2 separate regions of the Homo sapiens genome follow, and region 1 is linked to region 2. Evidence: chromatin contacts called from ENCODE Hi-C data. All regions are on one chromosome and are shown on one strand. Each heading gives the region's core, a stretch centred on a gene start or an enhancer-like site at or near the end of the contact. The rest is flanking DNA. Distances are from core to core; before and after follow the strand shown.

Evidence for each region. A loop is a pair of places that touch in the nucleus more often than their neighbours do. Pooled maps may share reads with other maps.
Region 1: a map of ovary shows a loop between it and region 2 (10-fold over the local background). The contact joins the enhancer-like site here to the promoter of GALNT17 in region 2. A Hi-C loop is called at or near these places in 5 of 168 maps with a recorded cell type or tissue (esophagus muscularis mucosa, heart left ventricle, ovary and 2 more) and 4 of 50 pooled maps.

The regions. Positions count from the first base shown.
Region 1 is chr7:71,197,120-71,204,304 of GRCh38, forward strand. All of the region lies in intron 1 of GALNT17 (polypeptide N-acetylgalactosaminyltransferase 17), which reads left to right. Among named protein-coding and RNA genes, the nearest start is that of GALNT17, 69 kb to the left of the region's middle. Within about 2 kb of position 2,011, at least 4 of the 41 ENCODE cell types and tissues checked have a DNase peak (open chromatin) inside an H3K27ac peak, as active enhancers do; they include ovary, where a contact is called at or near this core.
Region 2 is chr7:71,127,134-71,133,827 of GRCh38, forward strand. GALNT17 (polypeptide N-acetylgalactosaminyltransferase 17) reads left to right here and starts at 5,011. Exons shown (of 11, transcript NM_022479.3): 1 at 5,011-5,907. The coding sequence starts at 5,670.

The sequences.
Region 1 (7,185 bases), core at 761-3,260, 67 kb after region 2:
ATCCAGTCATACTCTTTTAGTTATTTTAAAATGTGCAACAATTACATTATTGATTATAGTCACCCTGTTGTGCTTTTTTTTTTTTTTTTTTTTTTTTTGAGACAGAGTGTCGCTCTTTCGCCCAAGCTGGAGTGCAGTGGCGCGATCTCCGCTCACTGCAAACTCCGCCTCCTGGTTTCACGCCATTCGCCTGCCACAGCCTCCTGAGTAGCTGGGACTACAGGCACCTGCCACCACGGCCGGCTAATTTTTTTTTTTTTTTGCATTTTTAGTGGAGACGGGGTTTCACCGTGTTAGCCAGGGAGGTCTCGATCTCCTGACCTTGTGATCCGCCCATCTCGGCCTCCCAAAGTGCTGGGATTACAGGCATGAGACACCGCGCCTGGCCCTGTTGTACATTTAAGTAGTAGGTCTTATTCATTTTATCTAATTATATTTTTGTACCCATTAACAGTCCCCACTTTCCTCCACTCCCCCACTCCCCTTCCCAGCCTCTGGTAACCATCCTTTTGCTCTCTATCTCCATGAGTTCAACTGTTTCAATTTTTAGCCTCCACAAATAAGGGAGAGTCAGCAATGATTATCTTTCTGTGCCTGGCTTATTTCACTTAACATAATATCCTCCAGTTTTATCCATGTTGTTGCAAATGACAGGGTCTTATTTCTTTTTAGGGCTGAATAGTACTCTACTGTGTATATGTATCAAGATTTTCTTTATTCATTCATCTGTTGATGGATGATTATGTTGCTTTCAAATTTCTTTATTTATTGTAATCTTCTGTAAAAAGGGGATGCAGGCCAGGCACGGTGACTCATGCCTGTAATCCCAGCACTTTGGGAGGCCGAGGTGGGCGGATCACCAGAGGTTGGGAGTTCGAGACCAGCCTGGCCAACATGGTGAAACTGTCTCTACTCAAATTACAAAAAAATTAGCTGGATGTGGTGGCGGGCTCCTGTAATCCCAGCTACTCGGGAGGCTGAGGCAGGAGAATCGCTTGAACCCAGGAGGCGGAGGTTGCAGTGAGTTGAGATTGTGACATTGCACTCCAGCCTGGGTGACCGAGCGAGACTCTGTCTCAAAAAAAAAAAAAAAAAAAGGATGCAAATACCAACTTCAAGTGGGTATGGTGTGGGTTAAATTAGAAATATGCACATAGTGGCCCCCAACAAATGTTGGTTCTTTTCTGCTCTCCCATCCAAAAGCAATAACTAACCGAAATGGGTGTAGTGAGTATTTGGGCATTGCTGCAGTAACAGAAAGACCTTCAGTTTCTTGGCATCATTTCCTTCATTTATTGAGTTATGTTCCATGCTCTTTGCTGACCTGGACTCTACTTACTAAACATGGTCCTTCGCTAGAGAGATCGAGAAGAAGCCAAAAAGTCTTTGAGCTTCCAGGATTTTCTCTGGAGACAGCTAACCTGGACTACCAGTAAGTGGCCAACACCAGCTGACACTAGCTGACGCTAGTTGGACTGACACCAACACAGACCTGTAAGAATGAAGAACCTCCTAATTAACGACGCTATAGCTTGGGAAGATAGGTACTTAAGATTGACAAGCCATTTTAGTCTTGGTTTCTGCAGGTGGTGTGGCCGAACATTCAGAATCAAAGCAATTTTCACTTCATTTCATCCAGAAGGTCTCTATGTTTTCTTATAAAGAGACTGTATTTTGCTCCTCTCTCTCCCCACAAAAAGAAATCTGGTCAAAACTAAGCACATTCCCTTCGTTTATGTGTTGGCTGCCGTGGTTCATAAACTTTAGTAGGTTTCAGAATCACATGGAGAGCTTGTTGAAACATGAAATGCTGGCACGATCCTCAGAATTTCTGATTCCTTAGGTCTTGGCGGGGCTTGAGATTTTGCCTTTCTAAACTGTTCCCAGTTCATGTTGATACTGTTAGTCCTGGATAATACTTTGAGAACCTCTATGTGGCCGCGGCCTCTATCAGAGCATAACCGGGCCGTGGCTGAGATACATCTGTCTTATCTGTCAAGAATGACTCATTTAAGCACTTCACTGCGCTGCATGTCCTTTGATTAGGTGGCCAAGGGGGTGGCTAAAGCTGAATTTACAAGGCAAGGAGCCCTGAAATTCTTCTTTGAAAGATCTCGCAAATGATCTATTTATTTTTCATGGGATGATTTTCCAGATCTTTGGTTTGCTTTCCTGTTTGGCTTGTGTTAGAACACTACTGTTCCTAAAGTTGTAATTTTTGTAACCCATTGGCATATGTAAGTGGTTTACACAGGTTCTTGTGGATTAGGATTTCTAACCGTCCATCATCTGTCTGTCCACTGGCCCACTCACCTACTCATCCATTCATCCATCTGTTTACCCTTACCCTCTCTGTCCCACTCATCCATCCACACACACATCCATCCACTAACCCCATCCATTCATCCATCCATCCATCCATCCATCCATCCATCCATCCATCCATCCTGCCTACCCTTCTGCTCATTAATCCATTCATCTGCTCACCTGATCCACCCGCCCACCCACTCACCCCATCCACCGACCCACCCATCCATCTGTCCATCCTTCCACCCATCCATCCATCCATCCATCCATCCATCCATCCATCCATGTATGTGTCCACCCACCCACCCATGCACTTATCCATTAGCTCACTCCATCCATCCATCCACCCACTCATCTATCCATATGTATATTCATCCATCATCCATCCATCCATCCAACATAACACACTTGTAGACTATAGAGATATAAAGAAAAATAAGACCATGTCGCCATCCTCAAGGGGTTTATGGTACTGTAATAGAACCTCCTCTTTTTTGTCTTCCTTACAGAAAAGTGTGCATTTCTTGCTTTCTAGTGAGTTGAGATAATAGTTAAATCCATTAGATTAATATTGACCTTTCTTGTAAACACACATCTCCTCAGAAAATGTTTTGAGAAATCTGCTGACTTCTTGAAGTAAAGGCACAAATGTCTTTAACCCAGTAAGTACCTTTTGTTGAAAATCAATTCCTTCCAAGGAAGCTTTTCATAGCCTCTTGGTGGTGATGACAAGAAGGTTTCCTCTGAATAAGTATGGTATGTTTTAGAAAGTTCTGCCACGTTATCATGTTGGCTTGAAAGCCCCATGTCTTTATCAGTAAGTCTGGCCCGTGGCTTCGTGCAAGATGTTTGTAGATGGTGTGTTTGTATTGATGGAGCATCTGCTCTGGGTCAGCCTGCACTGCATGCTCAACCATTAGAGAGCACCCATGTAAATAATTCTAGACCACCTTCCTTGGGATCCTTTGACCAGACACATTTTGGCATTTACTACTAGGTGCAGTAATAATCCAGGTGACTGCATGTCCACTGGTGTAAATGGTTTTAATGGTTCCTAGAGGCTGGATTTTAAGTGTTAAAATCACTCTCTGTGTCCCTTCATCCTGCAAAAGTGTTCAAAAACTTGAGTTATAAACTTTTCTTAAAATACCTGAATTATTTTCATCTCTCCTTATCCTAGTTCCATCTTTATTTAAACACATGGAGCTTTTTGCGTGGTTATAGTCATTATGGATATTCAGTTTTTTTCTGCTTTTCTCACATTACATTATTTAGTAAATATTCTTTCCTGCTCCTACATAGCTATGATAACTCTATAATAGTGCACAGTTTAATGTACCTTTATTGCTTTTCCATTTTCTATCACTTAGTTATTAGGTCGTTTCTATTTTTTTAAAAATAATGAATGTTTCTATACCTAGCATCTAGACTCAGAAAACAAAACAAAACTCAACTCTTTTTTCCTTCTTTAAAATAATTACTTACGTACATTTATATGATGTTATTTATATGTATTATTATTCTGATTATATTTTTAAACACTCTTGATATAGTTAGTCAGACTTTCTTCCCAAAGAATTCAGGCAATTCAGTTATCTCTCTGCCAAAATTGGGCTTAATGGTTTTTCTTTGTTTTTCTAATTTTAATTTTAAAGAGTGTGCCCACTGTTTTGATTTGCATTTCTTTAATTACTGACATCATTAAATCCATTTTCAGTAATTGGCTTATTAAAGGAGTTCTGTTTATGTGTTCGTGTATGTGCAGGAAACTGGTACCATATTTTTTCTTTGTATGGGGGTGTGTGTGTTTATTTTTATATATATATATATAATTTGTGTGTGCATGCGTGTATGGCTTAATACTATACATGTGTGGATTTTCCAGTCATATTGGCTTTCTTTTCATGTGTTTTTTTCTGGCCTCATAATACTGATGCCTGCTGAGAACTCAGATATTTATTGAGTGAATGAATGTTTATCTTTGCTCTGATTCTCTTCTGTTATACACATTCAAAACTCTTACACGGGAGGACAATGTTGTTTGTTTTATTCCAGGTTTTCTTATTTGATTTGTGATATTTAGCTTATTTTTTGGCCACAAAATTTAGATTGGATACGGATCTAAGTTTGTTTTTCTCCATTTTTTTTGGTTTGATTTCTGTCCTAATGCATGAAATTATACTTTATTTTACTTTGCCAGTTTTTTTTTTTTTTTAGTTTTTTGAGATGGAGTCTCGCTCTGTCACCAGGCTGGAGTGCAAATGGCATGCTTTCGGCTCACTGCAACCTCCGCCTCCCGGGTTCAAGCAATTCGCCTCCCTCACCCTTCCGAGTCGCTGGGATTACAGGCACACGCCACCACACCCAGCTAATTTTTGTTATTTTTAGTAGAGACGGGGTTTCACCATGTTGGCCAGGCTGGTCTCAATTTCTTGACCTCAGGTGATCCACCCGCCTCTGCCTCCCAGAGTGCTGGGATTACAGGCGTGAGCCACTGCGCCTGGCCTACTTTGGCAGTTAAATTCTTTAAACATTTGGGATCTATGTCTGGGATGCCTCTTCTTTCTCAGTGATCTGTGACTTGGTTTTAAGGTATTTTTTACTCCTTATGACATGTTTGTTTCAAACATATTATAATGTTCAATGAAGAAAATCCTCTTTTATTCATTCCTTTCCCCCAAATAGTATTTTTTTCTCTCGTTTTTTTCTGTTTTAAATTGCATTTTACATAAAACAATATAAATAAGCAATGAAAAGTTTTCCAGGGCAAAAGGAGCATAAAGTGCAGACCTTTATTCTGTAGCTTCAGTGAAGTATAATTAGATAAATTTTAATTAAATTAAAATAATTCATCACACAGACAATATTATAACAGGAGTAGAGAAAAGAAAGTGAAACTTTCACCCACAGTCATCCATAACAGTTTTTTCAAGTGTACACATTTCTGTTTAAAGGTATGTGAAGTCTGCATTGTTTTAATTCTAGCTTAGCTTTAGTTGCATATTTGCAATTTTTCATTTAACTTTATGTCACAAAGATTTTTTCCATATTAGTATTTTTCTTTTTTAAAATGTAGTTGAATCAAACATTTAATTAAGTAATGATTGTATATCTTTATTAGGTACACTGTAATGTTTTAATATCTATATACATGATGGAACAATTAAATCCATCTAATTAACATGTCCATCATTGCACATACTTATCTATGGTGAGAACATTTAAAACCTACTCTCTTAGCAATTTTCAAATATGTGATACTTTATTAATAACTGTAGTCACCGTGCTGTGATATTTCCAAAACTTATCCCTCCCGTCAAACCGAACCTTTGTAACAAAACCCCACGGCCACTGCCACCAGCCTTTGGTAAACACCATTCTATTCTCTGCTTCTATAAGTTTGACTTTTTTAGATTCCACATATAAGTGAGATTACGCAGTATTTGACTTTCTGTACCTACTGTTTTCACTTAGATTAATGTCCTCCAGGTTCATTCACGTTGTTGCAAATGACAGGATTTCCTTCTTTATAAAGGCTGAATAGTGGGTATATGTATACACACGTGCACACACACACACACATACATACACACACACACCATTTTCTTTATCCATCATCCATTGATGGACACTTAGGTTGATTCTGTGTCTTGGCTATTGTGAGTAGGGCTGCAATGAACATGAGAGTGCTGATATCTTTTCAACATACTAAGTTCAGTTCCAATGGATATGTACCCAGACGTGGGATTGCTGGATCATATGGTGGTTCCATTTTTAATTTTTTGAGGAGCCTCCATACTGTTTTCCATAGTGGCTGTATTAATTTTCCATTTCCACCAACAGCATACCAGGGTTCCTTTTTCTCCACATCCAACACTTATCTTTCGTCTTTTTGAAAACAGCCATTCTAATGGATGTGAGGTAAAATCTCATTGTGTTTTCAATTTGCATTTCCCTGATGATTAATGTTATTGGACATTTTTTAATATACTTGTTGGCCATTTGTATCTCTTCTTTTGAGAAATATCTATTCAGATTCTTTGTCCATTTTTAAAATTAGGTCATTTATTTCTTTGCTCTTGAGCTGTTCAAGTTCCTTATAAATTTTGGATATTAACCCCTTGTCAGGGGCATGGTGTATTAGGCTGTTCACACATGGCTATAAAGAAATACCTGAGACTGGGTAATTTTTAATAAAAGAGATTTAATTGGCTCATGGTTCTGCAGGCTTTGCAGGAAGTATAGTGCTGGCATCTGCTCAGATTCGAGGGAGGCCTCAGGAAGCTTTATAATCATGGCAGAAGGCGAAGGGGGAGCTGGCACGTCACATGGCAGAAGGAGGAGCAAATGAGAGAGTGGGTCAGGAGGTACCACACACTTTTAAGTGACAAATATCCAGACTGTGTCATATTTTTCAAATTATTTTCTCCCCGTCCATGGGTTGTCTCTTCACTCTGTTGATTGTTTACTTTGCTGTACAGAAGCCTTTTAGTTTGATGCAGTCTCATTTGTTGATTTTTGCTTTTGTTGTCTGTGCTTTTGGATTCATATTCAAAAAAGTCATTGTCCAGACCAATGTCATGTTTTGTTCTAGTAGTTTAAAAGTTCCAGGTATTCTGTTCAAGTGTTTAATCCATTTTGAGTTGATTTTAGTATATGATGTGAGAAAAGGATCCGACTTCATTCTGCTTGTGGATATCCAGTTTTCTCAACACCATTTATTAGAGACTGTCCCTTATTCATTGTGTGTTCTTGGCACCTCTGTTGTAAATGCATTGACTGTTAATGTGTGTGTTTATTACTGAGCTCTCTGTTCTGTTCCACTGGTTGATGTCTGTTTTTATGCCAGTACCATGCTGTTTTGATTACTATATCTTT
Region 2 (6,694 bases), core at 3,761-6,260:
TTCTTTTTCTTTTCTTTCTTTCTTTTTTTTTTTTTTTTTTTGAGATGGAAACTCACTCTGTCGCCCAGGCTGGAGTGCAGTAGGGCGATCTTGGCCCACCGCAACCTCTGTCTCCTGGGTTCAAGTAATTCTTTTGCTTCAGCTTCCCTAGTAGCTGGGAGGTGTCCCACCACGCCCAGCTAATTTTTGCATTTTTAGCAGAGACAAGATTTCACCATGTTAGCCAGGCTGGTCTCGAACTCCTGACCTCAGGTGATCTGCCCACCTTGGCCTCTCAAAGTGCTGGGATTTCAGGCGTGAGCCACCTCGCTCAGCCCCTAGAAGTTTTTCTTTTCTTTCCTCTGCCTGCCTTTGAGTTTCTACCACATGCAAGGAATGATGGCTGACTCCCTTGCAATAGCAAGCTCAGAATAGACAGCCTTTGCTTGTCCTCACTTGGGTGGTCTTTGTTTATTTCCATGGTGCTTATTAGATGCCTAGCACTGAGCTAAGCAATTTACACATATTAGCTCATTTATGCTTGCAACTTCAAGAGGTAATATTATGGATATTATTCCTGTTTGACAGCTAGAAAAATAAAAATGGGTAATGCCCAGAGAAGTGAGGTAATTTGCTCAAGGTCACACAGCAGATTCAATGGTGAGGCTAGGCTGATGCATGTACAATGCCTGACACACAATACCTAGGCACTGAGCACAGTCAGCACAGCTTGGTCTCTCCCTGTTTACTTATCTCCCGTGTAAGCTCCCCACCACTGCTACACTGTGAATTCTTGAAGCGGGGAGGTAGATTCATGTCTTTTTGTTTCCTCCTTTAAAAAATCTGTAGCTGGGCGCGGTGGCTCACTCCTGTAATCCCAGCACTTTGGGAGGCTGAGGTGGGCAAATCACCTGAGGTCAGGAGTTCAAGACCAGCCTGACCAACATGGAGAAACCCTGTCTCTATAAAAAAAAAAAAATACAAAAATTAGCCTGGTGTGGTGGCATGTGCCTGTAATCTCAGCCACTCGGGATGCTGAGACAGAAGAATCGCTTGAACCTGGGAGGCGGAGGTTGTGGTGAGCCGAGATCATGCCATTGCACTCCAGCCTGGGCGACAAGAGAGAAACTCCGTCCAAAAAACAAAACAAAACAAAATAAAAAACACCCTGCAGGTAGGAGGCCATAATCCTAAGAGGATTAACGCAGGAACAGAAAACCAATTACTGCATGTTTTCACTTATAAGCGGGCACTAGACATTGAGTATGTGTGGACATCAAGATGGGGACAATGGACACTGGGGCTACTACAAGGGGGGTGGGGGGGAAATGGATTGAAAAACTACCAGCCGGGCACAGTGGCTCACTCTTGTAATCTCAGCACTTTGGGAGGCCGAGGCAGGCAGATCACCTGAGGTCAGAAGTTCGAGACCTGCCTGGCCAACATGGCGAAATCCCATCTCTATTAAAAATGCAAAAATTAGCCAGGCGTGGTGGCCCTGCCTGTAATCCCAGCTACTTGGGAGGCTGAGGCAGGAGAATCGGTTGAACCCAGGAGGTGGAGGTTGCAGTGAACCCAGATCGTGCCACTGCACTCCAGCCTGGGCAACGGCAAGACTTCTCTCAAAAAAAAAAAAAAAAGAAAGAAAGAAAGAAAGAAAACTACCTATTGGTTCTATTGGTTACTATGCTCATTAGTACCTGGGTGACAGAATCCGTACCCCAAACCTTAGCATCACACAATATACTCATGTAACAAACCTGCACGTATACCCTCTGTGTCTAAAATGAAAGTTGAAATTATAACAACCAAAACTCCAGTATCTTTTGCAATGCTCAGGGTTTTATGAGAGTGAAGGCTTTGCCTCGCGAATTCTAGCAAGAGTAAATGAGTTGGCCAAACCTCTGTAGAGAGATGAGTCCCTGGTTTCCCTTGGCGAAACTCCAAGTATTTTAACTCCTGTTATGGACTCAGATGAGATGCGATACATTTTTAACAGACAAACAAAGGGGACAGAGTCATGTCAAAGGCATATGTTATTTGAACCATGGTTGAGTGAAAAATGTATTTGAAATAAAAAATCCTTGCACAGAAATACCATTGGTCTCTTTCCTTTCAGTTTGCTCAACCAACCAACCAAAGAAACTCTTTTGATAAAGCTTTTGTAGTTAAACTGAGTTTTATGACTGGGAATGGTTTTGGGTGCCATCCAAGATAAATTTCTTCTTTTAAAGTCAAGAACAGATTTATTCTTTGGTGACCGAAATGGGACTGGAACCCAGACCTTATGGCGAGCAGACCACACAGCCACTGAAGTGTAGTTTTGTTGGTTTCAGAAGCAGCTGGTATATAATAAACGTTTAGTTGATTATGTTTTTGCATATATAACATGCTAGGCAGGTCCTTAAACTTTTAGGGTCATTGACTATGTTGAGAATCTGATGAAACTTACAGGTCTTTTCCCCAGAAAAATGTCTATGTAACATGCAGATACACTTTTTCATCTGATTGAGAGCTATTCATGAACTCCTGAAGTCTAGCTAGGGTGTCTCTAGGGAGAGGAGCTGGCTAGGGACATGGAATAGAGCTTTTCAGTAGAATCGAAGGCCCAGGTAAGGTTAGACACCACCAATTGGAAATGCCTGCAGGCTTTGAGATGATGTGGTTTTTCCCTGGGTACACTTGCTCTTGCCTTTGTCCTTGGGTTGAGAAAGAAGAAGGTGAAATTGATTCAGAGTTGGGGATTGCTAGGCTGGGGCAGTGGAAAAATATGATATACATGTGCATGATCCTTAATAGCAGGCCCTATTAGGAATGTGTTTGAAATAAATGACTAACCATGAACTCCAGAAAGAGGAGGGAAGGAACTCCAGAGGGGATAGAGAGGCATGGACACCTGGGAAGGAGAAGGAAGTTGTTGGCTGGAGAATATGTTTGTTTGGAGTTGAGAATGGGAGAGGTAAAAAGCTAGGGAACAGTAATAACAGGCTGGGATTTTAGTGCAGGATTGCAGGAGTGGAAGGCTCCTCTGTGAATACAGGGTTCAGGATGAGGCCATGACAGTGGGTCACTCATTGAGTAGTGTCCAGTGTCATTTTTGAACACAGAAGCTGCCCAGAATGCGTGCAGGAGCTGAGAGGAGGCTCCTGGAGGATGCATGATAAAGCCAAAAGTTAATTTGCATCAGGGACCTCTCTGGCTTTAGAGAAAGCACAGAAATCTCTCTGAAATTGAAATTTGCCTGGAAACTTCTCGATTACTCTGAGGCTGTTTCCTCTACTTTGTTTCCTGTCTTCCACTCCCAAATATGCACACGCTTGAGAGTCAGCCTCAAGCACATACTTAGAGCCACTTACTGCTTCTCGGGCACCCTAGCCCAATGCCTCAGCCTCCCTGGCTTCAGTCCTGCGGCTGAGTGAATGTTCAAAAATTATTTTTGCAGAAGCTTCCATTGATTGTGCTAGCTCCATCTGTAGTGTGGTTATAATAACACCCAACTCAACTGGATACTCCATGAGATGCTCAGTAACCCAAGTTTCTTCCCACACAGCCTCTCTCTTGCCTAACATGTGTGGCTAAAAATCATCCCTTGGGCCTTTTTAACTGTTTTGTGTCCACTTTCAGGTAGATTTTACAAAGCATGCGCCCTGAGGACCCGATTGCACCCAGGCAGAGAATTCCAAGGGAATGAAATAAAAAGACTATTTTTTTGCATATACATTTCTATGTTAAAAATCAAAACTTAAAATAATACACAGGCAAAAACAAAACAAGAAACCAAGCCCCAGAAAAAACCAAAACAACCGCAAAAACAAAAACAAAAACTTTAATGAGATCAAAATGATGAGGGGAAAACGATCAGCTCCATTTAGCTTTGCTGCCCGATTTTTATTAGTTGGCGGCCTGATTTCTATTTTAGACCCAAGGAATTAAATGGATCAACCGGGGTGGGGGGGCGTTGAATTCCAGTATTTCGAGTTCCTGGGTTTTGGGAAGAGGAAGAGGTAGTGGAAAACCAGGAGCCAAATGAATATGCTTCTTATAATAAAATTTGAACAGAGCAGCGGGTGGGCCTAGAAGCAGTGACTGGGGAGGTTAGAATTCTTGCACGCAGAGAACCCCCCCAAGCCCGCTCACGCCCGGCCTGGCTCCGAAGGTCTCAGAATCCGAGCCTCCAGGCCAGATTTTCCCTCTAGCCATTCCTGGCCACGCAGCGCGGAGCCGCGAGCACACAGAAAAGGATGTCTTCATCGCCAACCGGGATGGAACGAACCCGCCCGCTCAGGGAGTACTGAGAACTAAAGGGTCCCTCCAGCGCCGGCCGCAGCCAGCATGCCTTGACTGCCTCCATCCCGCGCGGTCCCCACTCTCCAGAAGCCCCCGCCCTGCCCGGGTGCGCGCGCGCACGAGTCGGCGAACCGGGGAGCTGTGCGCTCGGCAGCCTGCGGGCGGCGGCGGCGGCCGCCGACAGCCTCTCGGGGACAGGGTGGCGAAGAGCGGCGGAGGAGGAGCTGGCGCCGCCGCCGCTCCCCTCGGGCCGCGCCCCGCCCTCCGCCGCCACCTGCGCGTCCCCTCCGGGCTCCTCAGCTCCGGGGCTGTGTGGCTCTCGGTGCCGCAGCGGCGGTGTCACCGCGTCCGCCAATTGGGAGACTCGGCGTTTTGGCTCCCGGGGGCGCGGGACGAGCCGCGCGGCCGGATCTGGCGAGCGGAGGGTGATTCGGCACGCGTACCTCCCCGCCGCGCTGCCCGCGACGTTTTGGGAGGGGGTAGAGAACTGCTGTGACTTTTGAGGTCCGACTCCTTCCGGCCAGCCTCGCGACGCGCCAGCTCCGAGACAGGCCGGTGTGCCCTGAAGGCCCCGAAGGCTCTCGGCGCGGTTTGGGGGCTTGGAACGTGTCCGGGAGCCGGCGGCGCTGTGAGCGCTGGTGAGTTTGCCGGCGGGGTGGGGTGGACTCCGCGCGGGGGGCGGAGAGGACGTAGCGCTCGGCCCGGCGCCCGCCCCCTAGTGCTGCCCCCACTTTGAGAGTAATTGAGACTTGAGCGTGACTGCGGAGCCTGGAGGATGCGGGCTCCCCGAGCGGGCTTCCCCTCTGCCCGGCGCGATGGAGCGGGTCGGTGAGCGGAACAAAGGCGCCTGCCCGGGGGAGCGGGTCTTCCGCTGAAGAGCGCGGGTGGCGCGCCGCGACGGCCGCCTGCGGGCCAAGGTGGGAGGCTGTGCGGCCCCAGGCGCGGCGCGCTCCGCCGTGGGCGGGCGGCGATCCCTGAGTCCGGCACCTGTGCGCCGCTCCCTCTGTGCCTCCCGGGCAGCCCCGCCTGCCGGCCTCGGAGTCCGCGGCGCCGGCGGCTAGAGGTCCAGAGGCGAACCACTTGCTGGTGCAGAAGAGAAACCCTCAAATCCCTGGCCTTTCGCGGAGACGCCTGGACGGGGCCGTGCGCCGTGGACTGAGCAGGCGTCTCGGGGAGCACTTCTGCAGAGCGAGGACTTCCATGTGAGCGATTCCGTTCTCCCCACCACCAATCCGACCTCCCAGCCGTCTCCGCCGCCCGAGCATCCTTGAGGTGGGACGAGCAGGGGCTTGGATCCCTGCCGGCCGTCTGGTGTGTGAGGCTTGCACGGCCCCTGGCTGCCCCGCGCCTCGCCGGAGCCCGAGGGGGCGCAGGTCCGGGGCGAGGGCCGGCCGGGCTGTTTGATGGCTTCACTGAGAAGAGTCAAAGTGCTGTTGGTGTTGAACTTGATCGCGGTAGCCGGCTTCGTGCTCTTCCTGGCCAAGTGCCGGCCCATCGCGGTGCGCAGCGGAGACGCCTTCCACGAGATCCGGCCGCGCGCCGAGGTGGCCAACCTCAGCGCGCACAGCGCCAGCCCCATCCAGGATGCGGTCCTGAAGCGCCTGTCGCTGCTGGAGGACATCGTGTACCGGCAGCTGAATGGTAAGGACGCACGCCGGCGCCTCCGGGGCTCGACGCGGGCGGGCCGGGCACAGGGTGAGCCCCAGGGTCCTTGCGCGCTGCGCCCTGTGCCTGGGAGCCGGCACACCCTGGCTCCCGCGCGCTCCTTCTTACCCTTCCTGCCCCGTTTCGGGCAGATGGCCGGGGCTGCTGGAAAGAACAACTTGCCTGATTCTTTTCTGTGCCCCACCTGCAAATTTGGTTTTATCCTGGAAACATGTCAGTACAGTTGGCTCCCGGTCCCCGCGTGCGGACTGGAAATCATTCCCTGGCGACTCCAGCCCGAGCGCAGAAACTAGTGGAGGGGCCACATGGGACTGGAGGCGCGCGGGCAGACGTGTAGGAGGAAATAGTCTTAGAGCCCAGCGTTTGGTGGGGTACCAGTAGGGAACCTGGGAGATTGGAGGGCTTGGATGTCTGCAGACAAAGTCAAGGCCCCAGGTCGCGGAGCTAATGCGCTTAGGTAGTATATGGGAGGAATATGTCATCTGTCTATGAGGCGAGCTGCTCAGCTAAGAATGAGGACTCCTCCCTTCCTGCCGCCTGTGTTTCTCCTTGGGGGCTGCGGAGGGGCGATTGTTAAAGCTCAGGGTGGGCCTGCGAAGTTTCCAGAATGTAGCACAGAGAGATGTGGCATCCCATTAGTGACAGTTGTCTGAATCTGTCCCATCTAAAATGTTGTGCTCAGTACTTCAGGAGAAGAGGGAGACTTTTTATGTGCTCTTGTCACACCTGGGCCAGGTCATTGGACACTAGCTGTCCCCAACGT